Linked DNA regions of Homo sapiens: region 1 is linked to region 2. Evidence: chromatin loops called from intact Hi-C (ENCODE). Cell type or tissue: mammary epithelial cell. All regions are shown on one strand. Each heading gives the region's core, and the rest is flanking DNA. Links, peaks and the distances in the headings are about the cores only. Region 1 overlaps ODAD4 (outer dynein arm docking complex subunit 4). Region 2 has its middle 6.5 kb from the start of NAGLU.

The links. Hi-C counts contacts between places; a loop is a spot of excess contacts. Peaks named below come from ENCODE experiments on the same cell type or tissue, not always from the same donor. Only the 100,000 strongest peaks of a DNase experiment are listed, where the experiment ranks them.
Region 1: a loop joins it to region 2, with 14 times the contacts of the local background. A loop is called at or near these places in 4 of 110 quality-filtered maps.

What each region holds. Positions count from the first base shown.
Region 1 is chr17:41,956,599-41,972,466 of GRCh38, forward strand. ODAD4 (outer dynein arm docking complex subunit 4) reads left to right here. Exons shown (of 12, transcript NM_031421.5): 11 at 4,784-4,868; 12 at 8,395-9,905. The coding sequence ends at 8,885. CNP (2'',3''-cyclic nucleotide 3'' phosphodiesterase) reads left to right here and starts at 10,197. Exons shown (of 4, transcript NM_033133.5): 1 at 10,197-10,289; 2 at 11,470-12,142; 3 at 15,294-15,433. The coding sequence starts at 10,287. RefSeq lists enhancers at 2,341-2,948, 2,949-3,554, 3,555-4,160, 4,161-4,766, 9,470-9,569 and 3 more and silencers at 6,488-6,637, 9,940-10,379, 10,510-10,699. In mammary epithelial cell, for the core only: a CTCF peak has its summit at 6,553 (motif pointing right); no DNase peak of the experiment used is centred there.
Region 2 is chr17:42,523,463-42,535,988 of GRCh38, forward strand. It overlaps the pseudogene PTP4A2P1. Among named protein-coding and RNA genes, the nearest start is that of NAGLU, 6.5 kb to the right of the region's middle. RefSeq lists a silencer at 8,668-8,817 and enhancers at 9,178-9,227, 12,492-12,526. In mammary epithelial cell, for the core only: a CTCF peak has its summit at 3,970 (motif pointing left); a DNase peak (open chromatin) is centred at 3,959.

The DNA of each region.
Region 1 (15,868 bases), core at 5,298-7,797, 560 kb before region 2:
ATAAAAAAAATTAGCCGGGTGTGGTGACTCACTCCAGCCACTTGGAAGGCTGAGGTGGGAGGACCACTTAAGCCTGAGAAGTTGAGGCTGTAACAAGGAGTGATCTCACCCCTGCACTCCAGCCTGGGTGACAGAGCGAGACCCTGTCTCTAAATAAATAAATAAGTAGAGACGGAGTCTCAGTATGTTGGCCAGGCTAGTCTCAAACTCTTTGCCTCAAATGATTCTCCTGCCTTGACCTGCCAAAGTGCTGGGATTACAGGCATGGGCCACTGTGCCTAGCCTTATTTTCTTATTTTCTTTTTGCTTTTTATGTATTTATTTTTAGACAGAGTGTCTCTCTGTCACACAGACTTAGTACAGTGGTGAGATCATAGCTTACTGTAGGCTTGACCTCCTGGGCTCAGGCAATCCTCACACCTTAGCCTCCCATCTAGATGGGACTACAGATGCATGTCACCATGCTGGGGGCTAATTTTTTATTTTTTGTAGACTCAGGGTCTTACTCTGTTACCCAGGCTGGTATCAAACTCCTGGACTCAAGTGATCCTCCTGCCTCGGGCTTCCAAAGTGCTGGGACTGAGCCACTGTACCCAGCCCTCATTTTCTCTTATCAGCAGTCCCCAAGCTTTTTGGCACCAGGCTCCAGTTTTGCAGAAGACAGTTTTTCCATGGACCGGTGGTGGGGGAAATGGTTTCGGGATGAAACTGTTCCACCTCAGATCATCAGACATTAGATTCTCATGAGGAGCATGCAACATAGATCCCTCACGTGCCGTTCACAATCGGGTTCTCCCTCCTATGAGAATCTAATGCCGCCACTGATCTGACAGCCTAATGCTCACTTGCCGACCCTCCGCTTACCTCCTGCTGTGTGGCCCGGTTCCTAACAGGCCATGGACCAGTCAGTGGCCCAGGGTCTAAATTGACGTTAGGACTTGCAGTTTGAAAAATACCACCTCCAGGAGACAAGAAATCTAGTGTGATTTCCTCATTCTCTTGCCTAAACCTTTTATTACTTCCTGGCTGTCTCTGTTCCTGACTTTTTCCCACAGGGGTAGGAAGGCACTGGGTAAGCTCTCCCCTGTGGGCCTCTCCAGCTTCCTGCTGGTCAGTCCCCAGCCCCCATCACCTTGCATTCCAGCTCCAGCCAATACCAGCTTCCTGTCTTCCTAAACAGGCTTTCTTTTTTCTTTTCTTTTTTTGAGACAAGGTCTTGCTCTGTCACCCAGGCTACAGTGCAGTGGTGTGACTACAGCTCACTGCAGCCTTGATCTCTGGGCTCAAGAGATAAGTATCTGGGACTACAGGTGTGGGCCACCATGCCTGGCTGATATTTTTAATTTTTATTTTTTGTAGAGATGAGGTCTCACTATATTGCCCAGGCTGGGCACTTGAGAGCTCCTGCACTCAAGCGATCCTCCTGTCTCAGCCTTTTAAAGTGTTGGGATTACAGGTGTGAGCCACCACACCCGGCCTAAACAGGTTTCTTATGCCTCATAACATATGCTGTTATCTCTGCCTGGAATATTCTAAACCTTCCCTTCCCACCTCCTTCACCTGGCTAACTCCCACTCAACCTTTAGGTTTCAGCTTAGATGTCCCCTCTTTGAGGCGGCCTTCTCTGACCCCTCAGTCTGGGTGAGGAGCCCTCACATCAGGTTTCACAGCCTTGATATGTCCCCCATCAAAGTCCACGTTGTGCACTTGTAATTGCCTAGACTTCCATTGCTTAAGGAGGCAGCTGCTAGCCACGTGAGGCTAAAGTTAATTAAAACTAGGCTGGGTGTGGTGGCTCATGCCTGTAATCCCAGCACTTTAGGAGGCCGAGATGGATGGATCACCTGAGGTCAGGAGTTTGAGACCAGCCTGGCCAACATGGTGAAACCCCATCTCTATTAAAAATACAAACAATTAGCCGGGTATGGTGGCACACACCTGTAGTCCCAGCTACTTGGGAGGCTGAGGCAGGAGAATCGCTTGAACCCGGGAGGTGGAGGTTGCATGAGCCAAGATCATGCCATTGCACTCCAGCCTAGGCAACAGAGCGAAACTCCATCTCAAAAAAAAAAAAAAAAAAGTAAATAAAATGTAAAATTCTCAGTCACACTAGCCACATTTCAAGTCATTATAGCCACATGTGAGGCCGGGTGCGGTGGCTCACACCTGTAATCCGAACACTTTGGGAGGCCGAGGCGGGTGGATCACGAGGTCAGGAGATTGAGACCATCCTGGCCAACATTGTCTCTACTAAAAATACAAAAAATTAGCCAGGTGTGATGGCACACTCCTGTAGTCCCAGCTACTCGGGAGGCTGAAGCAGGAGAATTGCTTGAACCTGAGAGATGGAGGTTGCAGTGAGCCAAGATCACGCCACTGCACTCCAGCCTGGGCGACAGAGCGAGACTCCGTCTCAAAAAAAAAAAAAAAGCTACATGTGGCCTATGGGTGCTACATAATACAGATCTAGAATATTCCCATTGTCACAGAAATTTCTGTTGAATAGTGCTGGCCTAGACTGTGTCAGGAGGCAGAGACCAGGGGAGAAACTTGGAGGTGCTCTGGGCTCCCCCACCCCACCCACTCCCAGTGCATCCAGGTGGACGCACAAGCTTAGTAAAGTCTGCACACCAACTTCACAGGTGCACACTCACCCAGGCCTCTTCCTCCTGCTTCTGACCAGACAGCTTCCTTAAGCCCTTCCCACAGCCAAATTCCAGAGCACCACTGGCACGCAGCTGGACCCCAGGAAGTATCTGCTGGAGTGAAGTAAACGGGGCCCCTGTCCTTGGGGAGCTTATGCCATCATTGAAAGAAGCCAGATTGCATAACTTGTGGGCAGCAAAGGGGCATGGCCTCAGGGACCAGCCTGGGGTCTGCAGGCACTGGGCAAAGAGAGCAGGGACCCTGAGAAGTGAAGGCTCAGGACACTCCCAGTGGGAGGAAGACCTCATGCTGTGCTCTGAAGGACAAGGATAGCAGAGCTGGCCAGGCCGAGGAGGGGCAAGTGCACTGAAGACGTGGGAGGTCGGCGCTGAGGGCTGGTGGCCGGCAGAAGAGAGATCCTGGCCTGGGTCCCAGAGCTGGGGGGTTCCCGGTGGCGGGGGATGGTGGTGACAGAGCCCCAGACAGTCAGCACACCAGCCTGGACTTGAAGGGCTGTGGACAGCAGAGAAGTGATCTGATCACCTCTGTTTTTTGGGAGGCAGGTTCATGGTGAGCTGTTTGTGAGGACTGTGGTAAGGCTAACACTGCCCTCTCATGGCGGAGAAATCATACCCAAAAGACCCCAGCAGGCGCAGTCTATCCTCTGCCACCATACGGCCCAGGGAAGCCCAGGCCTAGCATGTTGTCGTCCTCGTCATAAATGCCATGTCCCCAGCTCTGGCTTCCAGGCGAAGAGCACCCACCTCACTGCAGCCCTGCCAGATGTACCATGCGCCACATACTTCCATGTGATCGCCCTGCAGACAGACAGCATGGCCGTTCAGTTCAGGAAATATTCGCCGAGTGTAGATTGGCTCCAGGCTGCCAAGCTCAAATGTGTGCGGCCATTGTCCTAGCCCACAAGAAGATTACAACGAAAGGCCAGACACAGTGGCTCACACCTGTCATCCCAGCACTTTGGGAGGCTGAGGGCAGGAGGATCACTTGGGTCCAAGAGTTCTAGACCAGCCTGGGCATCATAGCAAGACCCTGTCTCTTAAAAAGAAAAAACAAACAAACAAAAAAACAGTTACTCAGGAGGCTGAGGCAGGAGAATGGCGTGAACCCAGGAGGCGGAGCTTGCAGTGAGCTGAGATCGTGCCACTGCACTCCAGCATGCATGATAGAGCGAGACTCTGTCTCAAAAAAAAAAACAAACAAACAAACAAAAAACAAAGCACAAACCCTGGTTCATGACCAGTGCCATAGGGGACTAGGGGAATTCAGAGTGAGAGAGCCCCAGCTGGGAGGCAGAGCTGGAGGCTTTCCAACAAGGAGGATCTGAGGTCACCTTGAAGGCTAGGCAGTAGTTTGAAGGGTTAGGGGCAGAGAGAAGGTACCTGTGACCCTCACTGACTCCTCATGGGACCAGGCCCCCGACCCCTCACCCTCCTGGATTGGCAACTCCAGGTAGGAAGGCTCACAGTGGGAGGGAGGTGGGGGGTGGGCAGACCAACACCACAAGAGAGTGCATCCAGGCCCCGGAGCTGCTCAGTAGACACTACCATGTGTAGCTGGTGTTCTGTCAGTGCCAGCCACGGGCCTGCTATGAGCAAGAAGGCAAGACCTGCCCTCCAGAGGCTCACAGGGGCTCCAGGCCCCTGTGGATCATGCACTCGAGTTGGGGAAACTGCAGACATTCTGGAAGGCCCTTCTGAAGGCAGGCCAGCCCCCAGCCTGTCCCCTTGGTGTGTTTCTGGGTCTTTTCAGTGCTGCCTTGCTGAGTGCTTGCAGGTTTGGATTGTCTTTTTGCATTGACTGAAGCCAAAAGCAGCTTTAGGTAGTTCATCTAAAGGTAGAAATGAGTAGATAGACACAACTCCCAATACATGCCTAAGCCAAAGAGAAATGCATTTGACTGACTCGCAGTCATGTATCTCCCAGACACAATTTGTGTGGATCATTCTGAGTCAGTAAGTGTAGATTAACCTGAGGGTAGGGGTCATTGGAGGGGCCAGAGGGAAACCAAGGGTGGCAGGTTCCCACCAGAGCCCTGCCTTCTGGGATTGATCTGGGTGGGGAAAATTAATGGTGTAGGTGCCAAACACAGGGGCTAAGCTCCCTCTACCATCCACAGGCCTTGGACGATGCCAACAAGGGTATCATCAGAGAACTGAGGAAAACCAACTACGTGGAGAATCTCAAAGAAAAAAGCGAGGGAGGTGAGTTCCTGAAACTCTGAAAAGGCAACTTCAGCATTCTCCCTCTGCTTTCTTTTCCTCTAGTCCGAGACACATGCGACAGCAGCTCCCCAATCTGGGGGCTTGGCACTGCCCATCGTGCATTCTAATTTCAGTGCCACCAGCAGCCCTAGCCTATCTCTGGGGCAGTAGAGGGTGAGGATTCAGCCCACCATGGGCTGGACTGTCTGGCCCCAGAGCGCACTCATTTCTCTCTTCAATTGATTCATCAAGTATATGGTGAGCACTTGTCATGTACCTGGAAGGTGTTAGATTCTGGGGAGAGAGGCCCATCCCTGCCCTGGAGGAGCCCATGGCCCTTTGGGCAAGGCTGACCAGTGGAGTTGTCAGCTGCTGGGATCCTGCACACAGGTGCTACACCGAGGTGGAGGTGTGCTGCCATGAGGGTGCATGCAACGGGGCGTGGGCTCCTCTGGGGAGGCAGAGGAGGCTTCGACGAGGAAAAATCTTCTACCTCCAACTCCAAAAGATGCCCAGGAGTTTTCCAGGAGAGAAGTGGGAGAAGAAAGGCATTTTTCCAGCAGGGAACAGCAGGGCCAGAGGCACAGAGACAGAATAACAGTAGCTACACTTTGGGGGCTCTTACTGTGTGCTAGGCACTGGGTTAAGCACCAGACAGGAGTGATCTTGTTGGGTCTTTACCCCACTAGGAGGTGTAGGTGCTGTGGGGGGAAAGGGAGGCTGAGTGAGGTGAGTGCTCTGCCAGAGTCATGTAGCTAGGGAGGGGTGACTCGGGGCCCCACTCTCCCCACCTGCGGCGCTGCTCTCGGGCCAGCAGTGTGATGGGCAGGTGCAGAGGGGCATAAGGTGCAGAGGCTGCCTGACAGCTGTGCCTTACCACATTCTTTCTCACAAGGTCTCCAGGGAGTAAACAGGCCTTTGGCCCCCTGCCTTTGGGCTCTCCTTTCCTGCAGGGAGGGAGTGAGGGAAGGAGAAGCAGAAGATGGCTGAGCAGCCCTACCCCACTGGAGAGGGGCCTAGAGGAACAGGGGTGTTAAGCGCAGTAGCCGACCCCCATTCATGCTTCCCGCAGGCCAGGCATTCTTTCAAAGACTGTGTGCACGGACTCATCCTATCTGTATCTGTTCAGGAACACTATGAAGGAAGTGTTATTAGCTTGACTTTATGGAGGACATGGAGGCAGAGGGGTTAGAGGCTACAGTGGTTTTCAGTCTTGGGCAGTCTGCTCTAGAACCCACGCGTCGGCCCGTGCCACACTGTTTCTAGTGACACAGACAGCCTTTTCCTGCCCCAGTCTGTGGAGCTCTCACTCCAGCCAGACTGCAGTGAACAGAGCTGGGGCTGGAGGTCCGGGAGGACAGAGCCCAATGCAGATTCTTGGCTGCAGCCCTCCAGGCTGCAAGGCTGAAATCCTTTCTGGTCCAGGCAGGGCAGCGGGAGGTTTCTGGGCACCTGAGCAGCCAGATGACAGCCCTTTATTATCCAGCACCTGCTCTGTGGTGGCTGGACCCCCTCAGAGGGGCTCTGTCTCCGCCCCCACATGCCCTTTGAGCTGCTCTGAGAAGCCACAGGAGCAACAGCTGTGGAGAGAGACTCTGCGGGGAAGCAGCCAACACCCCAGTCTCCCTACCCTGGCCTGCGTCCTTGTGCCTGGAGAACTGCCGGGCACGTCCCTCTCAGAACAGCAGGTGGCAGCATTGCATCTGTTTTCACCACCAAAGGGCTGTGACCCCCTGAGACCTGAGACCCTCTGCAGATACCTCAGTAACTAGTGGTTTCCAGGAGGAGAATGTAAGGGAGACGCAGAAGGGGATGTAACTTTTCTCCATAACTGATAAAAAAAAAAATTTAGGAGCAAGGATCCCTTTGCTTGTAAAATAACTCTTCAGCTGAACTTTTTGTTAGCAGCGTATATCTTTATAGGAAACCTATCTTTTTCCTTATGTTTTTTCTATATTTTCATAGGAAACCTCCCAACAAATAATGAATGTGCTTCCCAGGGACAAAGAGAAAGTGTCAGAATGAAGATGCTGGAGAAAATCCTTCTGTCATTTTCCAGCACCTATGCTATTTCTTGCAGGGAAAAGAGGTGTTCTGGGGTCAGACTGTCCTGGGTTCAAATTCTGTCTCACTTGCACACTTGCAGTGTGACCATTGTGTGATTTCTTTTCTTTCTTTTTTTTTTTTTTTGAAACGGAGTCTTGTTCTGTCATCCAGGCTGGAATGCAGTGGTGCAATCTCAGCTCACTGCAACCTCCATCTCAGCCTCCCAAAGTGCTGGGATTACAGGCATGAGCCACTGTGCCTTTTTTTTTTTGAAATGGAGTCTCCCCTCTGTTACCCAGTCTGGAGTGCAGTGGCGCGATCTCAGCTCACTGCAACCTCCATCTCAGCCTCCCAAAGTGCTGGGATTACAGGCATGAGCCACTGTGCCTTTTTTTTTTTTTGAAATGGAGTCTCCCCTCTGTTACCCAGTCTGGAGTGCAGTGGCGCGATCTCGGCTCACTACAACCTCCGCCTCCTAGGTTCAAGTGATTCTCCTGCCTCAGCCTCCTGAGTAGCTGGGACTACAGTCTTGTGCCACCACTCCCGGTTAATTTTTTTTTTTTTTGAGATGGAGTTTTGCTCTTGTTGCCCAGGCTGGAGTACAATGGCACAATCTTGGCTCACTGCAACCTCCGCCTCCTGGGTTCAAGCGATTCTCCTGCCTCAGCCTCCCAAGTAGCTGGGATTACAGGCGCCTGCCACCATGCCCAGCTTATTTTTGTATTTTTAGTAGAGACGGGGTTTCACCTTGTTGGCCAGGCTGGTCTCAAACTCCTGACCTCAGGTGATCCACCTGCCTCGGCCTCCCAAAGTGCTGGGATTACAGGCGTGAGCCATGCCGCCCGGCCGTGTGATTTCTTTTCTATCGATCTCAGGTCCCTTGACTGCAAACTCAAATCAACGGCAGTGCGCATTTTCATGATGTCTGGATGGGATAAGCTATACAGCCCTCACGTGATGCACAGGACGGAGCTGGGCTCAGTCAATGATGGTTCCCTTTCTCTGCTTTTGGAAAGGTGTGCTGTCAACACCAATTTAAAGAGCTGGCAAAAACAGTCATTCTCAGGGCCTTTCTCTCATCGGCCTCTCAAAAGCACAGGCCTCCACAGAGATGAACAGTTTCTTTCTTTTTTTTCTTCTTTCTTTTTTGGAGACGGGTCTTGCTCTGTCACCCAGGCTGCAGTGCAGTGGCTGGATTTTGGCTCATCACAGCCCCAACCTCCTGGGCTCAAGCGATTCTTCTGCCTCAGCCTCCGGGTAGCTGGGACTACAGGCGCCAACCACCACGCCTGGCTAATTTTTGTATTTTTAGTACAGACAGGGTCTCACTGTGTCGCCCAGGCTGGTCTGGAACTCCTGGCCTCAAGGGATCTGCCTGCCTCAGCCTCCCAAAGTGCTGAGATTACAGGCGTGAGCCACCGCACCCGGCCTGACATGAACAAACTTTTATCTTTCTTCCCGCTTTTCTCTTATTTTTCAGAAGCTTCACTGTATGAAGATAGAATAATAACAAGAGAGAAGGACATGAGGAGAGTGAGAGATGAGCCCGAGAAGGTGGTGAAGCAGTGGGACCATAGTGAGGATGAGAAAGAGACAGATGAGGACGATGAGGCTTTTGGGGAAGCTCTGCAGAGCCCAGCAAGCGGAAAGCAGAGTGTGGAAGCAGGAAAAGCCAGAAGCGATTTGGGAGCAGTTGCCAAGGGCCTGTCAGGAGAATTAGGCACAAGATCAGGAGAAACAGGCAGGAAGCTACTAGAAGCTGGCAGAAGAGAGTCAAGAGAAATTTATAGGAGGCCTTCGGGAGAATTAGAGCAAAGACTCTCAGGAGAATTCAGCAGACAGGAACCAGAAGAACTAAAGAAACTTTCAGAAGTGGGCAGAAGAGAGCCAGAAGAACTGGGAAAAACACAATTTGGAGAAATAGGAGAAACGAAAAAAACAGGAAATGAGATGGAAAAGGAATATGAATGAAGCCATCGGTAGAGATGAGGATCAGGAAGCTGGTGTTCAGAGGGATCATGGGATTTTATTAAACTGGATTTTCAAGCGATTTGTCTGTTATAGGAAAAATGAGGGTTTTACTTCTGCTGCTTTCCATCACTATTTTGCCATTAAATAGGTGTCTTTCACTCTTGCAAACCCTGAGTCTGTCACTTTGCCTCTTCACCCCTGCCCATTCTTGGAAGAGCATCGTGGAAGAAATGAGAAAGGTGCCAAGAAGAAAGGGTTTCAGGAGGGTGAAGATACGGGCGCTACAGGGAACAAGAAGTCACAGGGAGGAGAGGGGAAGGCCTGGGAGGAGAGGTGCTTCCCACACACCGGTGACTGACTGAGTCCCTCCAGTGCGCAGGACAGCGGGGAGGCTTTATGGATGGAACAGTGGTGGGGCGGCCCCAGCTGTCACAGGTAGGAGAATGCCGCAAGCCAGAACCAAGCGAATGCTGGGAGTGAGGCCAAAGATAGGGGAGTGGCCTGGGAGTCGGGAGGGCAGACAGACTCCGCCTCTGACACCTCTGGGTGGCATAATCAGGTAAATCAGGCTCTCCAAGCTGGCTTCTCCTCTGAACAATGGGATACCTGCCTCAGGGGTTGCTGCGAGGACTGAGTGCTTAGCACAGCACTTGGACAGGAAACTCAAAAATCCAACGGAGCTCTCAGTGGTTTCACAGAGGAGGTGGCAGCTGAGGATCTGGCCTCAGAGGATGTTAGGATTTCACTCCGTTACTCATCTGTCCCTTTGGCCATTGCCATCCTGGTCTGTCTCCACAGCTCCTAGAAGGAAAGGTCGGGGCTGAGACTGACTTTCGGCTGGCACAGGGCCTGGACGAATGAGGCCAGTGAGGCATTTCAGATGCAGAGTTTACCGGAATGCCAGCAAATTGCATGATAATATTTTAATCCAATGTGGTAAAAAAAAAAGTTTTTAATTAATGCAAAAGTCCATGATGAATAAAATATCAAAAATTAAAGACAGGATCCGACTTTGCACGACCCTGCCTCACTCACTTCCTGCTAATCCACGGGACCGGGGAGGGTGACTGAGTTACCCCTCAACACGCAGAAAAAGCTAGTGGCCGCTCAGCTCGCAGGCGCAGTGGGTGGGTGCGCGTGGGGAGCAGGCGCGCGCAGGGGGCGGGACCGGGCCGAGGTTCCCGCGCGCGGCGAGAGTTTCGGGTTTTGGTTCGCAGCGCCTGCGCGCAGAGGAGACGGCCCGCCCCCAGCCCGCCCGGGTGCCCGCTCCGCCCCCCGGGCTATGTAAAGCGGCCGGGCTCGGGTCGTGCCACCGCTGGACTCCCGTGTCCCTCCGCGCAGGCGGGCGGCCCCGGAGCGCTGGTGCCGGCAGAGGCGGCGACGGTGGCGCCCCTCCTCATCATGGTGAGAGGCCGGGCGGGGCCGGGCACGGGGTAGCACCAGGGCGGGAAACGAGTGTCGGGGCCCCTCGGGAGGAAGCGTCTTGCAAACGAGGACCCGGGGCTCCGGGTTCGACTTCCAGTTTTCTTGGTACTCAGGGCGGCCCTGAGGTCTGGGAGAAGCGGAGGGGTTTTGGGGTGCCGGAGAGGCCGCTGTAAAGGGAAACGGTGGTGTTTCTCAGGAGGGAACTCGGGACCGCAGAAGCTGCTGCGCCTCTGGGAGCCTGGGTGGGCCTGGGCCGGGAGCCCGGGAGCTGCTCCCGACCCCACGCAGGCCCGCGCTGGGGCAGCCGCTTCGGCGCCCCCTCCCCGGGCCCAGTCTCATCACGCGGAACCGCTGCCCCGCGCCCGGGTGCGGGCGGGAGGTGGAGCCAGTTCAGAGGAGGGGACCCTTTACGGTAAAAGCTGCCGTCCCTTGTGGCTTCTAGAAGATAGGAAAACAAGTGGCTCCGAGAGGCGCTTCTGACACACAGCACAGCGGCGGGTAGAGCTGGATCCTAATTGCAGGTGCCCTGTGCTGCCCTGTTCTGGACAGGCACAAAGACCACGACTTTGTGGGGGCCGGGAGAGGGTAGAGGAGGAGGTGGCAGGCTTGGTGAAAGAGGGCCTTTGTCCAGTGCTCTCCTGCCCTGCCCCCCACCAGCCCTTCTGTGGGACCATTGTACCCGCATGCCAGACAAGAGAGTATTATCTGTTGCGGCCATTGTTGGGGGAAGGGAGGCAGTCTTGGGGTAACCCTTCTCCACTCCCCCCCTTCTCTGTGCACTCAGCCGTGGCAGCTGTGGCTTGGCCCAGACACAGAGACCCCCACCTCCAAAGAGGACGTCCTTAGTAGGTGCCAAGCATATAAGAGTGAGGCCAGTCCCAGAACCGCAGGCTCCTGGCGCGCCCCGCATGCCTCCAGCACGTTTACCTTTCCGAAGTGGCAGGAATGGGGAAAGCGCACGCTTAGGAGAGCTTCAGACAAGCTTCCCTCTTCCTCCTCCACGACCAGAAGCGGAAAGGTGCTCCCGGACCGAAAGGGAAAGAAGGTCCAGCACTGCCCCGCTTGGGAAGGCACCCACAACCAGTCTAGGGACTAGGGGTAAGGCCGGCGGGGAGCCCGCGAATGACCTGGGCTGACATCTCTTCCCCTCCTTACACAGAACAGAGGCTTCTCCCGAAAAAGCCACACATTCCTGCCCAAGATCTTCTTCCGCAAGATGTCATCCTCAGGGGCCAAGGACAAGCCTGAGCTGCAGTTTCCCTTCCTTCAGGATGAGGACACAGTGGCCACGCTGCTAGAGTGCAAGACGCTCTTCATCTTGCGCGGCCTGCCAGGAAGCGGCAAGTCCACGCTGGCACGGGTCATCGTGGACAAGTACCGTGATGGCACCAAGATGGTGTCGGCTGACGCTTACAAGATCACCCCCGGCGCTCGAGGAGCCTTCTCCGAGGAGTACAAGCGGCTCGATGAGGACCTGGCTGCCTACTGCCGCCGCCGGGACATCAGAATTCTTGTGCTTGATGACACCAACCACGAACGGGAACGGCTGGAGCAGCTCTTTGAAATGGCCGACCAGTACCAGTACCAGGTGGTGCTGGTGGAGCCCAAGACGGCGTGGCGGCTGGACTGTGCCCAGCTCAAGGAGAAGAACCAGTGGCAGCTGTCGGCTGATGACCTGAAGAAGCTGAAGCCTGGGCTGGAGAAGGACTTCCTGCCGCTCTACTTCGGCTGGTTCCTGACCAAGAAGAGCTCTGAGACCCTCCGCAAAGCCGGCCAGGTCTTCCTGGAAGAGCTGGGGAACCACAAGGCCTTCAAGAAGGAGCTGCGACAATGTAGGTGGCAGGTTGGGGCCTTATAAGCCCACCTTGCTGGGCACAGGGTGCTGCGGGCAAAGGACCATCATTGTACTCAAAGGATGGAGCACGAAGCAGCAGGAGGCAGAGAGAGGCTCACCTCAGCGGGGGCAGGGGCAAGCGGTGCGTCCCAGTGGTAGCCTTGGGGAGTTGGCAGCACATTGGGAACACGGGGGCTTCCCAGAGCGCCTTTCCTCCCACCACACCTATCCTTCTAGCCCTCTTCTCTCCGACACCCTTTTCCCAGCCTGAATGTAGACCACTGTCCCTTGTCTTGGAGGTGGGAAAAACAAATTACTGTAGTAACAGGAAACATGTCCTCTTCTAATGTAACCTTAGAGGGGGAATCAAGCCCAGTGTTTTCCAACGCATTTTTAGCAGCAGAATCATGTTCCAAAAAATAATAATAATAATCACATGAAATTGTAAGCTGCAAAAAAATTAAAACTAGGACTATTGTGGCTTCACTGGGGATGGTTCTCAGGCCTCGGACTGCTCAATTTACTCATGGGTTTGTGGCATCTGCAGCTCCAGAGGACACAAGTCTCACACTTAGGCCAAAACCCGTTTTCAGATGGAAAAACATGGACCCAGGAGGGATGTGGGGTTTACGGGCTGGAACCCTGGACTCTGGCCACTCTAGCAGGGTTCTCTCTTGGCATGGGCTTTTTGCTCCAATGATAGGTTTGAGATAAAGAAGGGTCCTGGTGGCTCTCCTGGAGTGACCTGTTGGAGAAGTGCCACCCACTAATCCATCTATATGCCTTTAGGCCATTTCTGGTTGCCTCCAATTTTATTTATTTATTTATTGTGACACGGAGTCTCCCTCTGTTGCCCAGGCTGGAGTGCAGTGGCGCTATCTCAGCTCAGTGCAACCTCTGCCTCCCAGATTCAAGCAATTCTCCTGCCTCAGCCTCTCGAGTAGCTAGGACTACAGGTGTGCACCACCACGTCCAGCTAATTTTTGTATTTTTAGTAGAGACGGAGTTTCACAATGTTGGCCAGGCTGGTATTGAACTCCTGACCTCAGGTGATCCGCTTGCCTTGGCCTCCCAAAGTGCTGGGATTACAGGCGTGAGCCACCACCGCACCCAGCCACCCCCAATTTTAGATGATCTTCATGCCTGAAATAGCCCCACTCTGGTTTGTTGACATTGTGTATATTGCACAGAAGCAGGGAATTTGTGCCTGTATGGGTTCTCAGAGAGCTTTTTTCTCAGCTCCTAAACTTGAACTCTGCAGTGAACTGTGGTGCTTGCAGTGACATTGGCCAGGAGCAAGCCCTGTACCTGTGAGCTGGTGGCTCTGCCCTGGAGTGACTACTGCTCAAAGTTGCTTTTAATATTTATTTATGAGACGGAGTCTTGCTCTGTTGCCCAGGCTGGAGTGCAGTGGCATGATCTCGGCTCACTGCAACCTCCGCCTCCTGGGTTCAAGCCAATTCTCTGCCTCAGCTTCCCAAGTAGCTGGGAATACAGGCGCCTGCCACCATGCCCGGCTAATTTTTTTTTATTTTTGTATTTTTAGTAGAGACAGGGTTTCACCATCTTGACCAGGCTGGTCGGTAGCACAAAAGAAAGGAGGGGCCCTTGGCCCAAGATGGGACGAATCAAGCTTGACAGGATGATTGCCAGATCTTTTTTTTTTTTTTTTTTGAGACGGGGGTCTTGCTCTGTCGCCCAGGCTGGAGTGCAGTGGGGCAATTCGGCTTACTGCAACCTCCATCTCCCGGGTTCAAGCAATTCTCCTGCCTCAGCCACCCAAGTAGCTGGGATTACAGGCACCCGCCACCATACCTGGCTAATTTATAAATTTTTAGTAGAGACAGGGTTTCACCATGTTGGCCAGGCTGGTCTCAAACGCCCCGCCTCAATTTCCCAAATTGCCGGGATTACAGGTGCGAGCCACTATGCCCAGCCTATTTTATTTGTAAAGGAAAACTGGATTTTTCTGCCCAGGATTAGAGCAGGAGAAATGTAATGGGCCAGCAAGGCTGCTCTCAGGAGAGGCCTTCCTCCCCTGTGGAGGGCGAGACATCCTCATGGGGACTCAATTCAGAACATAACAGGAAAAAGCGAGTGACTCCAAAGACAGCCACAGGTGTGGAGTCTGGAAATCAAAATCACAGATACTCCACTCCTCTTTGTGTCTTCCAGCCCCATAATGTCACCCCATTATAGTCCAAGACCCTTCCTGTACCAGGAGGCCCCCCCATAGGCCTGCAAGGTGTGTATTAAACTGATGGTGACGTTGTGACTGCTTGTCCAGATGGGCCCCTGAGTGAAATGGGGCACTACTGATAGTTCCCTGGTGGTCCTGGGAACACTGGGGTATATGGTCACCCTAACTGTTGTGCTGGATTGATAGATAGGGTTGGTCACTTGCCCGAGGCCGATGGCTGGTACATGGCAGAGCTGAGATATTCACTGTGTTCTGGCTGTTTCCACCGTACCATGTTGTTCCCAGCCCTCTGTTTTCTTTCCACCCCACTTCCCATGACTTGCTTCCCCTTTGAGACGTGGTGCTAGTAAATCTTAGATTCCCTTGGCCTGTACTGCCTGCCTCTGTTACAAATGCCTTAGAGTTTGGAGAAGAGATGGAAAGATCTATACAATGTAAAGCCAGAGAATTTTAACTTTTTTTTTTTTTTTTTTGGAGACGGAGTCTTGCTCTGTTGCCTAGGCTGGAGTGCAGTGGCACTATCTCGGCTCGCTGTATCCTCTGCCTCCTGGGTTCAAGCAATTCTCTACCTCAGCCTCCCAAGTAGCTGGGATTACAGGCGCCCGCCACCACGCCTGGCTAATTTCTTTGTATTTTTAGTAGAGACGGGGTTTCACCATCTTGGCCAGGCTGGTCTTGAATTCCTGACCTTGTGATCCACCCACCTCGGCCTCCCAGAGTGCTGGGATTACAGGTGTGAACCACCGCACCTGGCCTGAGAATTTTAACTTTTTATTGCTCTAAAGTTGCCATTAGTTTGACCAACTAACCAATGAATGAGCTGTAGTGGGTTGCTGGAGAGGTGATGCTTAGTGTCCGAGTGTTTTGCGCTGGGCCTCGGTGGTCCTGGTGGCGGATGTTGGTATGCCCCTGCTCCCCTGCCCTGACTGCACCCGTTTTCTCCCGGCAGTCGTCCCTGGGGATGAGCCCAGGGAGAAGATGGACTTGGTCACCTACTTTGGAAAGAGACCCCCAGGCGTGCTGCATTGCACAACCAAGTTTTGTGACTACGGGAAGGCTCCCGGGGCAGAGGAGTACGCTCAACAAGATGTGAGTCTTCCCCAGGGACACATGGGGGAGGTGGGAGGTTGGGGGAGAAGGGGCTGCAGCATCTTCTGAAGATAGGTACCGGTGCCAGGCAGGGACCAAAAACCAGATGGCAGCTCAAGAAAAATGGCATCTCCTCCTCCTAGCTCCCCTGTCCCCAGGCGTAGCTGCATAGACCTCAGCCGCAGGTTCTAAGGAGCCTGCCCTGGCAGTACTGCCAGCCTGTGCATTCACCTGCCCCCAAGCACCTTCGCCTTCTGCAGATTCATGGAGAATGCTGGTCCACAGTGGGCTCCTGCTCTGGTCTCTCTGAGCCTGTTTTACCTTCCAAAGACTAGGAGTCCTTCGCCCCCAGGGAGCCTGGTGCACTGAGGTCCCCATCCCTGTCCCCAGGTCTGAGGTCTGGCCTGGCCCCAGAGTGAGGGAGTTTCATACGAT
Region 2 (12,526 bases), core at 2,462-4,961:
AGTCCAGGAATAAATCCTAACATTTATGGTCACTTGATTTTTGATAAAGGGGTCAAGATAATTCAATGAGGAAAGATCTCTCTTTTTCAACAAATGACACTGGTACAATGGGGTTTCCACATGCAAAGAAACAAATTTGGGCCACTATCCCCACCATATGCAAAAATTACCTCAAAGTGGATTCCAGACCTAAAATGTAAGTGAAAACGATAAAACTCTTAGGGGAAACCATAGGAGTACATCTTCCTAACCTTGAGTTAGCCAGTGATTTCTAGATATGACACTCAAAGCACAAGTGATAAAAAATAAAAAAAAACACATAGATAAGTTAGCCTTCAGCAAAATTAAAAGCTTTTGTGCTTCGCCGGGCACGGTGGCTCACACCTGTAATCCCAGCACTTTGGGAGGCCGAGGCAGGCGGATCACCTGAGGTCAGGAGTTCAAGACCAGCCTGGCCAACATGGAGAAACCCCGTCTCTACTAAAAATACAAACAATTAGCTGAGTGTGGTGGCGCATGCCTGTAATCCCAGCAACTTGGGAGGCTGAGGCAGGAGAATCGCTTGAACCCGGGAGGCAGAGGTTGCAGTGAACCGAGGTCGTGCCACTGTACTCCAGCCTGGGCGACGAGTGAAACTCCATCTCAAAAGAAAAAAAAAGGGTTTGTGCTTCAAAGATCAGAATCTAGAAACTGAAAAGACAACCCTCATAGAAGAAAATATTTGTAGATCATATATCTGATAAAGGACTTGTATCTAGGATATATAAGTAACTCTTACACCCAATAATAAAAACAACTCAGTTTTTTTAAATGGGCAAAGGGGTTGAATAGGCATTTCTCCAAGTAAGCAATATGAATGGCCAATAAACCCATGAAAAGATGCTCAACACCATTAGTCATTACAGAAATGCAAATGAAAACCACAATGAGATACCACATCACACCCACTAAAAAGGCAATAAGAAAATTACAAGTGTTGGGCCGGGCGCGGTGGCTCATGCCTGTAATCCTAGCACTTTGGGAGGCCGAGGCGGGTGGATCACGAGGTCAGGAGATCGAGACCATCCTGGCTAACACGGTGAAACCCCGTCTCTACCAAAAATACAAAAAATTAGCCGGCCATGGTGGCGGGTGCCTATAGTCCCAGCTACTCGGGAGGCTGAGGCAGGAGAATGGCGTGAACCTGGGAGGCGGAGCTTGCAGTGAGCCGAGATTGCGCCACTGCACTCCAGCCTGGGCAACAGAGCAAGACTCCATCTCAAAAAAAATGAGAAAATTACAAGTGTTGGCAAGGAGAAATTGGAACCCAATTCACTGCTGGTGGGAATGTAAAATGGTGCAGCTGCTTTGGAAAGCAGTCTGGCAGTTCCTCAACATATTAAACAGAATTGGCTGGGCACAGTGGCTCATGCCTGTAATCCGAGCACTTTGGGAAGCCGAGGTGGGTGGATCATGAGGTCAGGAGATCAAGGCCAGCCTGGCCAAGATGATGAAACTCCGTCTCTACTAAAAATACAAAAATTAGCCAGGCGCAGTGGCAGGTGCCTGTAATCCCAGCTACTCAGGAGGCTGAGGCGGGAGAATCTCTTGAACCCGGGCGGCAGAGGTTGCAGTGAGCTGAGATCGCACCACTGCACTCCAGCCTGGATGACAGAGTGAGACTCTGTCTCAAAAAAAAATATTAAACAGAATTAACGTAAGACCCAGCAATTCCACTTTCTTATCTACCCCAAGAAAAATGAAATCATACCCACAAAAACTTGCACAGAAATGTTCATGGAAGTATTATTCATAATAGCCCCAAAATGGAAACAGCCCGATGTCCACCAGCTGATAAATGGATCCATAAAAGGTGGGATGGGCATGATGAATATTATTCTACAATTAACAAGAATGAGGTACTGATGCATGCTACAACATGAATGGACCTCAAAAACCAGCCACAGAAGACCAACAATTTATGATTCCGTGTATCTGGAATGTCTAGAATAGACAAACCCATAGACACAGATTTGGTGGATACCAGGAGCTGGCTGCCAGATGGGGCTGGGGAGAGAGTTATGATGGGGAGTGACTCCCAAGGAGTATGGAGTTTCTTTTTGAATGATGAAAATGTAAAGTTAGGCTGCTGATGGCTGCACAATTATGTGAATATACTAAAACCCATTGAATTGTACACTTTACATTGGTAAATTTTTTTTTGAGATGGAGTCTTGCTCTGTTGCCCAGGCTGGAGTACAGTGGCACAATCTTGGCTCACTGCAACCTCTGCCTCCCAAGTTCAAAGGATTCTCCCACCTCAGCCTCCTGAGTAGCCAGGATTACAGGCACGCACCACCACACCTGGCTAATTTTTTTTTTTCCTGAGATGGAGTTTCACTCTTGTTGCCCAGGCTGGAGTGCAATGGCACGATCTTCACTCACTGCAACCTCTGCCTCCCGGGTTCAAGCGATTCTCCTGCCTCAGCCTCCTGAGTAGTTGGGATTATTGGCATGGGGCACCACACCCTAATTTTTGTATTTTTAGTAGAGACGGGGTTTGGCCATGTTGGCCAGGCTGGTCTCGAACTCCTGACCTCACGTGATCTGCCCGCCTTGGCCTTCCAAAGTGCTGGGATTACAGGCGTGGGCCACCGCGCCCAGCCTTACATTAGTAAATTTTATGGCATATAATCTGAATAAAGTGGGAGTGGCCTAGGACTTCCTTGGGAAGAAATTCCTCCCATGTCTCTCTGATGAACTGGGAGGAAGCAGGGCCAGTGAGTCCTTGGCTAGACTGAGTTCTCAGAATCTAGTGGCCTTGGGCTCCTTCCAGCTAAAGATGGGCTGACCAAGACTGAGCTGTGGAGTGTGCAGGAAGTCCCAGAGCCCTGTGGTAGGGGGTGGGGAACAGGATGGCTGCATCCACTTGTTCCTGGGGGTTTTTTTCTTTGTTTTTGTTTTGTTTTGCTTGGTTTTGTTTTGTTTGAGACGGAGTTTTGCTCTTGTTGCCCAGGCTGGAGTCCAACGGTGCGACCTTGGCTCACTGCAACCTCTGCCTTCCGGGGTTCAAGCGATTCTCTTGCCTCAGCCTCCCAAGTTGCTGGGACTACAGGCGCCTGCCACCACGCCTGGCTAATTTCTTGTATTTTTAGTAGAGATGAGATTTCGCCATGTTGGCCAGGCTGGTCTGTAACTCCTGACCTCAAGTGATCCACCCACCTTGGCCTCCCAAGTGCTGGGATTACAGGCGTGAGCCACTGTGCCTGGCCATTTGCTTCTGTTTTTTTTTTGTTGTTGTTTGTCTGTTTTTTGTTTTTTGTTTTTTTGAGACAGAGTCTCGCTCTGACACCCAGTCTGGAGTGCAGTGGCGCAATATCAGCTCACTGCAAGCTCCGCCTCCCGGGTTCACGCCATTCTCCTGCCTCAGCCTCCTGAGTAGCTGGGACTACAGGCGCCCGCCACCATGCCTGGCTAATTTTTTGTATTTTTAGTAGAGACGGGGTTTCACCGTGTTAGCCAGGATGGTCTCAATCTCCTGACCTCGTGATCCGCCCGCCTTGGCCTCCCAAAGTGCTGGGATTGCAGGCATGAGCCACCGCGCCCGGCTGCTCCTGTTTTTAAGAGATGTGCCTTTACCCTGATCCCCCTCTTGTGGAACCCCAGGACCCCAGACATCTGTCTGATGAGTCTGTGCCCTGGTCCAGGAAATGCCCCTCATCTTGAGGTCCTAGAACCAGTGTGGGAGAGGGTGGCCTTGGCATGCTTGGCCTGGGGAGTCCCAAGCTTTGTAGAGATAGGGGACAAGTCTATCACCACCTTCACTGGATGGGACTATACTTCTTTCTGCCCCAGGAACCTTGGGTAGAGGGGGCATTGGACCTCAAAGCCAGCTGGCAGCCTCAGCATTTCAGATCAAAGTGGCCTGCCTCTTCAACGTCTCAGCCTACCCAAGGCATGTCCTAGGTGTAGGCTGCTCTCTGGTGGCCAGATAGGGAAGGACTCATTCATCCTTTGGCAAGGTGGGCTGCGATCTGAGCTGGGCTGTGTGATAGGCAGGCAACTGGATTAGACGGGCAGAGACAAAGCAATCCTGGGGTATTCTGGAGCACATAAGCAGAGGGGTAGGCTAGCCAGGAGCAAAAGATGAGATGGGCTGGAGAGCACGCAGAGAGCCCAGCCAACTTGCTTCACACACACTACTGGAAAAGTAATGAGTTGTGTCACAACTCAGGCTGGGCGCAGTGGCTCATGCCTGCAATACTAGCACTTTGGGAGGCCAAGGCGGGTGGATCACCTGAGGTCAGGAGTTCAAGACCAGCCTGGCGAAACCCCGTCTCTACTAAAAATACAAAAATTAGCCAGGCAAAACCCCGTCTCTACTAAAAATACAAAAATTAGCCAGCCAATGCATGACAGTAGTCCCAGCTAGTCTGGAGGCTGAGACAGGAGATGGCACCACTGCACTCCAGCCATGGGGGACAGAGCCAGACTCCATCTCAAAAAAAAAAAAAAAAAGGCGATCAAACAGTACTAAAGGCCCTATTATCAAATAAATAAATAAATAAATAAATAAAGGCTTTCACTCACAGTGTGACTCTCCCCCTCCCTCCCACAACCACTGTTTACAGAGCCTTAAAAAAAAAGCAAACAAACAGATGATAATGTGTTATCTTGCTCTGTCACTCTGTGGCCTGGCCTGCAGTGCTGTGGTGCCATCTGGACTCACTGCAGCCTCGACCTCCCAGGCTCAAGCGATCCTCCCCTCTCAACCTCCCTAGTAGCCGAGACCACAGGTGCATGCCACCATGCCGGGCTAATCTTTGTATTTTTTGTAGAGAAGGGGTTTTGCCATGTTGCCTAGGCTGGTCTCGGACTCCTAGATTCAAGTGATCCGCCTGCCTCAACCTCCTAGGATCAGGGGCCACCGCAACGGGCTAGACTTTTTTTTTTTTTTAAGTCAGGGTCTTGCTTTGTTGCTGCCGAGACCAGCTGGGTCAGAGAGACCCTAACCCAGCGGCGCTAGAGGAATTAAAGACACACATACAGAAATATAGAGGTGTGAAGTGGGAAATCAGGGGTCTCACAGCCTTCAGAGCTGAGATCCCTGAACAGAGATTTACCCACATATTTATTAACAGCAAGCCAGTCATTAGCATTGTTTCTACAGATATTAAATTAACTAAAAGTATCCTTTGTGGGAAACGAAGAGATGGGCAATTAAAGGAATAGGTTGGGCTAGTTAACTGCAGCAGGAGCATGTCCTTAAGGCACAGATCGTTCATGCTATTGTTTATGGCTTAAGAATGCCTTTAAGCAGTTTTCCACCCTGGGCAGGCCACGTGTTCCTTGCCCTCATTCTGGTAAACTGACAGCCTTCCAGCGTGGGCGTTATGTTCATCATGAACATGTCACAGTGCTGCAGAGATTTTGTTTATGGCCAGTTTTGGGGCCGGTTTATGGCCAGATTTTGCGGGGCTTGTTCCCAACAGTTGCCTGGCTTGGAGTGCAGTGGTGTGATCATGGCTCACTGCAGCCTCAAACCCCTGGGCTCAAGCCATCCTCCCACCTCAGCCTACTGAGGAGCTAGCTGGGACCACAAACACAGGCCTCTGTGCCCAGATGATTTTTGTAGAGACAGGGTTTTTCCATGTTACCCAGGCTGGTCTCAAACTCCTGGACTCAAGTGTTCCACCTGCCTCAGCCTCCCTAAGTGCTGTGACTACAGGTGTGAGCCACCACATCTAGCACACCTAGTGCAGTCCTTCTAGAGACTGGGCCACTCCCAGCCCCGGAGCAACCTTACTTAAGCCCTCCCCGATCAGATAGGCAGCCTGACAAGTTGCATTTCCTGGGGAAGAGCAGCAAGAACCCTGCTCTGGGAGTCAGGAGTTCCCGATTCTAGCCCAGAGCTGCTTTCCTTACTAGTTATTGATCTTGCCCAACTCACTTCCTGTCTCTGGCTCTGTTTCCCAATCTGTAAAATTGTTACTGGAAAGGGGTCCCAATCTAGACCCAAAGAAAGGTGAGGAGAGCAAAAATCACCCCCCCCAAGACAAAAAGTTCTTATCTGAGCAATTTAGATAAGGAGCAATCCGCCAGGCGCAGTGGCTCACACCTGTAATCCCAGCACTTTGGGAGGCCGAGGCGGGTGGATCACGAGGTTAGGAGATCGAGACCATCCTGGCTAACATGGTGAAACCTCGTCTCTACTAAAAATACAAAAAATTAGCTGGGCGTGGTGGCGGGGCACCTGTAGTCCCAGCTACTCGGGAGGCTGAGGCAGGAGAATGGCATGAACCCGGGAGGCGGAGCTTGCAGTGAGCAGAGATCGAACCACTGCACTCCAGCCTGGGTGATAGAGCAAGACTCCGTCTCAAAAAAAAAAAAAAAAAGGAGCAATCCAAGGAGCAAAGACCACCTGTTGACCATCAAACAGGCCATCTGGAGGCGAAACTCCTTGCCTGGGGAATTTAGAAGTAATAAAGGCCAGGCATGGTGAATCACACACACTTTGTGAGCACTTTGGGAGCCAAGGCAGGTGGATCACTTGAGGTCAACAGTTAGAGACCAGCCTGGCCAACATGATGAAACACCCTCCCTGCAAAAATTAGCCGGGCATGATGGTGCATGCCTGTAATCCCAGCTACTCAGGAGACTAAGACAGGAGAATTGGTTGAACCAGCAGGCAGAGGTTGCAGTGAGCTGAGATCAGGCCACTGCACTCCAGCTTGGGCGACAGAGGGAGACTCTGTCTCAAAAGAAAAAACAAACAAAAAAAACTTCCCTAGTATTTAAAGTCGGCATCTGATTCCAAGCCTCTTTCAACTTTTATAAGTAACTAAAATGTCTATACATTCTTTTTAAAAAAAAAAAAAAATTCAACAAACACTTATTTCTCACACTTCTGGAGGCTAGGAAGTCCAAGATCAAGGTGCTTATAGATTCAGTGTCTGGTGGGGGCTCACTTCCTGCTTTATGAGCTATGCCTTCTCACTGTGGTTTCACATGGTAGAAAGGGGTAGGGCTTTCTCTCTGGCCTCCCTTACAAAGGCACCAACCCCATTCCTGAGGGCTCTGCCCTCACAACGTAAAATTTCTGTACATTCTATGCCATGCTGAAGCTCATTTTACAACCCTAAGCTCTCACCTTAAGGTCCATACATGCTCCTAAGGAAAATCCACCACAGCGCACTCAGTCCTCCCGTGGAGGCACCTGCTGCACTCTGCTGCAGTGTTCTTCCTTTCTAATAAACTTTCCTTTTCCAAACCTATACTGTTGTCAGTAAGTTCTTTCTTTTTTGAGACCCCTCCCCCCACCCCAAGACATGCCAGTAGTCCCAGCTAGTTGGGATGCTGAGACAGGAGATGGCACCACTGCACTCCAGCCTGGGCAACAGAGCGAGACTCATCTCAAAAAAAAAAAAAAAAGGATCAAACAGTACTAAAGACCCTATTATAAAAGTCTTTCACTCACAGTGTCCCTGAATCTCCCCCTCCCTCCCACAACCACTGTTTACAGAGCCTTAAATAAACAGATGATAATGTGTTACCTTGCTCAGTCCCTGGCCTGGAGTGCTGTGGTGCCATCTGGACTCACTGCAGCCTTGACCTCCCAGACTCAAGCGAGCCTACCCTCTCAACCTCCTCAGTAGCTGGGACCACAGGCACATGCCATCATGCTGGGCTAATCTTTGTATTTTTTGTAGAGAAGGAGGGGTTTTGCCTTGTTGCCCAGGCTGGTCTTGGACTCCTAGATTCAAGTGATCTGCCTGCCTCAACCTCTTAGGATCAGGGGCCACTGCAATGGGCTAGACATTTTTTTTTTTGAGTCAGGGTCTTACTCTGTTGCCTGGCCTGGAGTGCAGTGGTGTGGTCATGGCTCACTGCAGCCTCAAACCCCTGGGTTCAAGCCGTCCTCCTGTCTCAGCCTCCTGAGGAGCTAGCTGGGACCACAAACACAGGCCACTGTGCCCAGATGATTTTTGTAGAGACAGGGTTTCTCCATGTTACCCAGGCTGGTCTCGAACTCCTGGACTTAAGCGCTCCACCTGCCTCGGCCTCCCTAAGTGCTGTGACTACGGGTGTGAGCCACCACATCTAGCACACCTAGTGCAGTCCTTCTGGAGAGTGGGCCACTCCCAGCCCCGGAGCAGCCTTACTCAAGCCCTCCCTGATCAGATAGGCAGCCTGACAAGTTGCACTGCCTGGGGAAGAGCAGCAAGAACCCTGCTCTGGAAGTTAAGAGTTCCCGGTTCTAGCCCAGAGCTGCTTTCCTTACTAGTTATTGATCTTGCCGAAGTCATTTCCTGTCTCTGGCTCTGTTTCCCAATCTGTAAAATTGTTACTGGAAAGGGGTCCCAATCTAGACCCTAAGAAAGGTGAGAGAGCGAACGGGCCCCGGAGACAAAAAGTTCTTATCTGAGCAATTTAGATAAGGAGCAATCTAAGGAGCAAAGACCACATGTTGACCATCAAACAGGCCATCTGGAGGCAAAACTTGTCTGGAGAATTTAGAAGTAATCCCAGCACTTTGGAAGGCTGAGGTAGATGGATCACTTAAGGTCAAGAGTTCGAGGGAGCGGCAGCGGCGGCCAGGCACGGCGCGAGGCGACGCCACAGGACAGCGGCGGCAGCAGGAAATGCAGCGGCGGCCGCAGCAGCAGCAAAACGGATCGGTGGAGAGGCGCCGCCGCCGCCGGGCCGGGCGTCGCGCGCCGAGGCTCGGGGGGAGTCGTCGCAGCCGCCGCCACCGCTACCGCAGCCGCCGCCGCCGCCGCCGCCCAGGTGACTGAGGAGAGAGGCACCTCCTCGCTCCCGCCGCCGCCGGACTTCAATGCCCAGTCCCCAGCTCGCCAGCGTTTTTCGTTGGAATATACGTTGCACATTTATGGCGATTCTGAATGTGAGAGCAGATTTCTGCCAGGCTGAGCACAGCGTTTTCGCTGACAAGTGAGCTTGGAGGTTCTATGTGCCATAATTAACATTGCCTTGAAGACTTCTGGACACCGAGACTGGCCTCAGAAATAGTTGGCTATTTATTTATTTATTTATTTATTTATTTATTTATTTATTTATTTATTTTGAGACGGCGTCTCGCTCTGTCGCCCAGGCTGGAGTGCAGTGGCGCGATCTCAGCTCACTGCAACCTCCGCTTCCTGGGTTCACGCCATTCTCCTGCCTCAGCCTCCTGAGCAGCTGGGACCACAGGCGCCCGCCACTACGCCCGGCTAATTTTTTGTATTTTTAGTAGAGACGGGGTTTCACCATGTTAGCCAAGATGGTCTCGATCTCCTGACCTCGTGATCCACCCGCCCTGGCCTCCCAAAGTGCTGGGATTACAGGCGTGAGCCACCGCACCCCGGCAGCTTTTTTTTTTTTTTTTTTTTTTTTTTTGAGAGAGAGTTTCCCTCTGTCGCCCAGGCTAGAGTGCAATGGCGCAATCTCGGCTCACTGCAAGCTCTGCCTCCCGGGTTCAGGCCATTCTCCTGCTTCAGCCTCCTGAGCAGCTGGGACTACAGACGCCCGTCACTGCGCCCGGCTAATTTTTTGTGTTTTTAGTAGAGACGGGGTTTCACCGTGTTAGCCAGGATGGTCTCGATTTCCTGACCTCGTGATCCGCCCGCCTCGGCCTCCCAAAGTGCTGGGATTACAGGCGTGAGCCACCGCGTCCGGCCAGCTTTTTTTTTTTAATTGCAAGCATATTTCTTTGAATGACTCCAGTAAAATTAAGCATCAAGTAAACAAGTGGAAAGTGACCTACACTTTTAACTTGTCTCACTAGTGCCTAAATGTAGTAAAGGCTGCTTCAGTTTTGTATGTAGTTGGGTTTTTTGGAGTCCGAAGGTATCCATCTGCAGAAATTGAGGCCCAAATTGAATTTGGATTCAAGTGGATTCTAAATACTTTGCTTATCTTGAAGAGAGAAGCTTCATAAGGAATAAACAAGTTGAATAGAGAAAACACTGATTGATAATAGGCATTTTCATGGTCTTTTTAATGTTTTCTGTTGTTAAACATTTCAAGATTTATTGATTTTTTTTTTCACTTTCCCCATCACACTCACAGGCACGCTCACACTTTTTATTTGCCGTAATGAACCGTCTAGCCCCTGTGGAGATCTCCTATGAGAACATGTGTTTTCTGATAACTCACAACCCTACCAATGCTACTCTCAACAAGTTCACAGAGGAACTTAAGAAGTATGGAGTGACGACTTCGGTTTGAGTTTGTGATGCTACATATGATAAAGCTCCAGTTGAAAAAGAAGGAATCCACGTTCTAGATTGGCCATTTGATGATGGAGCTCCATCCCCTAATCAGATAGTAGATGATTGGTTAAACCTGTTAAACACCAAATTTCGTGAAGAGCCAGGTTGCTGTGTTGCAGTGCATTGCGTTGTGGAATTGGGAAGGGCACCTGTGCTGGTTGCACTTGCTTTGATTGAATGTGGAATGAAGTACGTAGATGCAGTTCAGTTTATAAGACAAAAAAGAAGGGGAGTGTTAAATTCCAAACAGCTGCTTTACTTAAGATGCGATTACGCTTCAGAGATACCAATGGGCATTGCTGTGTTCAGCAGAAAGAAATGTAAATGAAGGCTGACTTGATTGTGGCATTTAGAGGGAACTCCTGGTACCTGGAAATGTGAATCTGGACTCTTACCTGTGTCATCAAAGTAGTGATGGATTCAATACTCCTCAACCACTCTCCTAATGATCAGAACAAAAGCAAACAAGAAATCTCTCTATAAAATGAATAAAATGTTTAAGAAAAAAAAAGAGTTCGAGACCAGCCTGGACAACATGGTGAAATCCCATCCCTACAAAGGTTAACTGGGCTTGGTGGCACGTGCCTGTAATCCCAGCTACTCAGGAGACTGAGACAGGAGAATGGCTTGAACCTGGGTGGCTGAGGTTCCCGTGAGCTGAGATTAAAAAAAAAAATCATACTTCCCTAGTATCTAAAGTTGATATCTGATTCCAGGCCTCTTTCAACTTTTTTTGTTTGTTTGTTTGTTTTTTTGATATGGAGTCTCGCTCTGTCATCCAGGCTGGAATGCAAATGGCACGATCTTGGCTCACTGCAACTTCCACCTCCAGCGTTCAAGCGATTCTCCTGCCTCAGCTTCCCAAGTAGCTGGGACTACAGGCGTGTGCCACCAAGCCTGGCTAACTTTTTTTCTTTTTTTTTTTTTTGAGAGGGAGTCTTGCTCTGTCCCCCAGGCTGGAGTGCAGTGGTGTGATCTTGGCTCACTGCAACCTCCGCCTCTCCGGTTCACGCCATTCTCCTGCCTTAGCCTCCCGAGTAGCTGGGAGTACAGGCGCTCGCCAACACGCCCGGCTAATTTTTTGTATTTTTAGTAGAGATGGAGTTTCACCGTGTTAGCCAGGAGGGTCTTGATCTCCTGACCTCGTATCCGCCCGTCTTGGCCTCCCAAAGTGCTGGGATTACAGGCGTGAGCCACCGCGCCCAGCACCTGGCTAACTTTTGTATTTTTAGTACAGACGGGGTTTCACTGTATGTTGGCCAGGCTGGTCTCAAACCCCTGACTTGAGGTGATCTGCAAGCCTCAGCCTCCCAGAGTGCTGGGATTACAGGCGTAAGCCACCGCTCCTGGCCTAAGGTTGGCTATTTTTATGGTTATTTCTTGATTATATGATAAACAAGGGGTGGGTTAGTAATGAATTTTTCAGAAAAGGGGTGGGGATCCCCCCCAACTGAAGGTTCCTCCACTGTTTAGACCATATAGGGTAACTTCTGGACGTTGCCATGGCATTTGTAAACTGCCTGGCGCTGCTAGGAGTGTCTTTAGCATACTAATGCATTATAATTAGCGTATAATGAGCAGTGAGGACGATCAGAGGTCACCTTCCTGTCTTGGTTTTGGCAGGTTTTGACCAGTTTCTTTGCTGCATTCTGTTTTATCAGCGGGGTCTTGTGACCTTTTATCTTGTGCTGACCTCCTGTCTCATCCTGTGACGAAGGCCTAACCTCCTGGGAATTCAGCCCAGCAGGTCTCTGCCTCATTTTACCCAGCCCCTGTTCAAGATGGAGTCGCTCTGGTTGGAAACTTCTGACAAAATGACAGCTCCTGTTATGTTGCTGCTGCTGCCGCCAATGGACAGCCTTTAACGTGCCCGCCAGCCCTGCTCCACCGCCGGCCTGGGCTCACATGGCCCCATCCCTCCTCGAACCTCCTAGCCTGTTAGTTACTCAAATCTGCAAGCTCTCTGCCTTCTCAGGGCCTTCAATAAATGCATTTCTTCTGTCTGGAAGGCTCTTCCTTTCCCTCTTCTAGCCAATTCCTATTCATCCCTGAGTTTCAGATTAAAAGTCACTTCCTTTGGAAACCTTACTTCGCTACTTCGCTACTTACTGCACTACTTCGCAGCATCACAACTATGATGGAAATCCTTACTTACGTTAAATATCTGGTTTCTAGGTCACCTCCCTGACGGGGACGGTAGGGACCGTCTTCTCGTTCATCAGTAGGGAAGTAGCTATGGCAGTGCCTGATACAAAATAAACTCCAAATGTGTATTT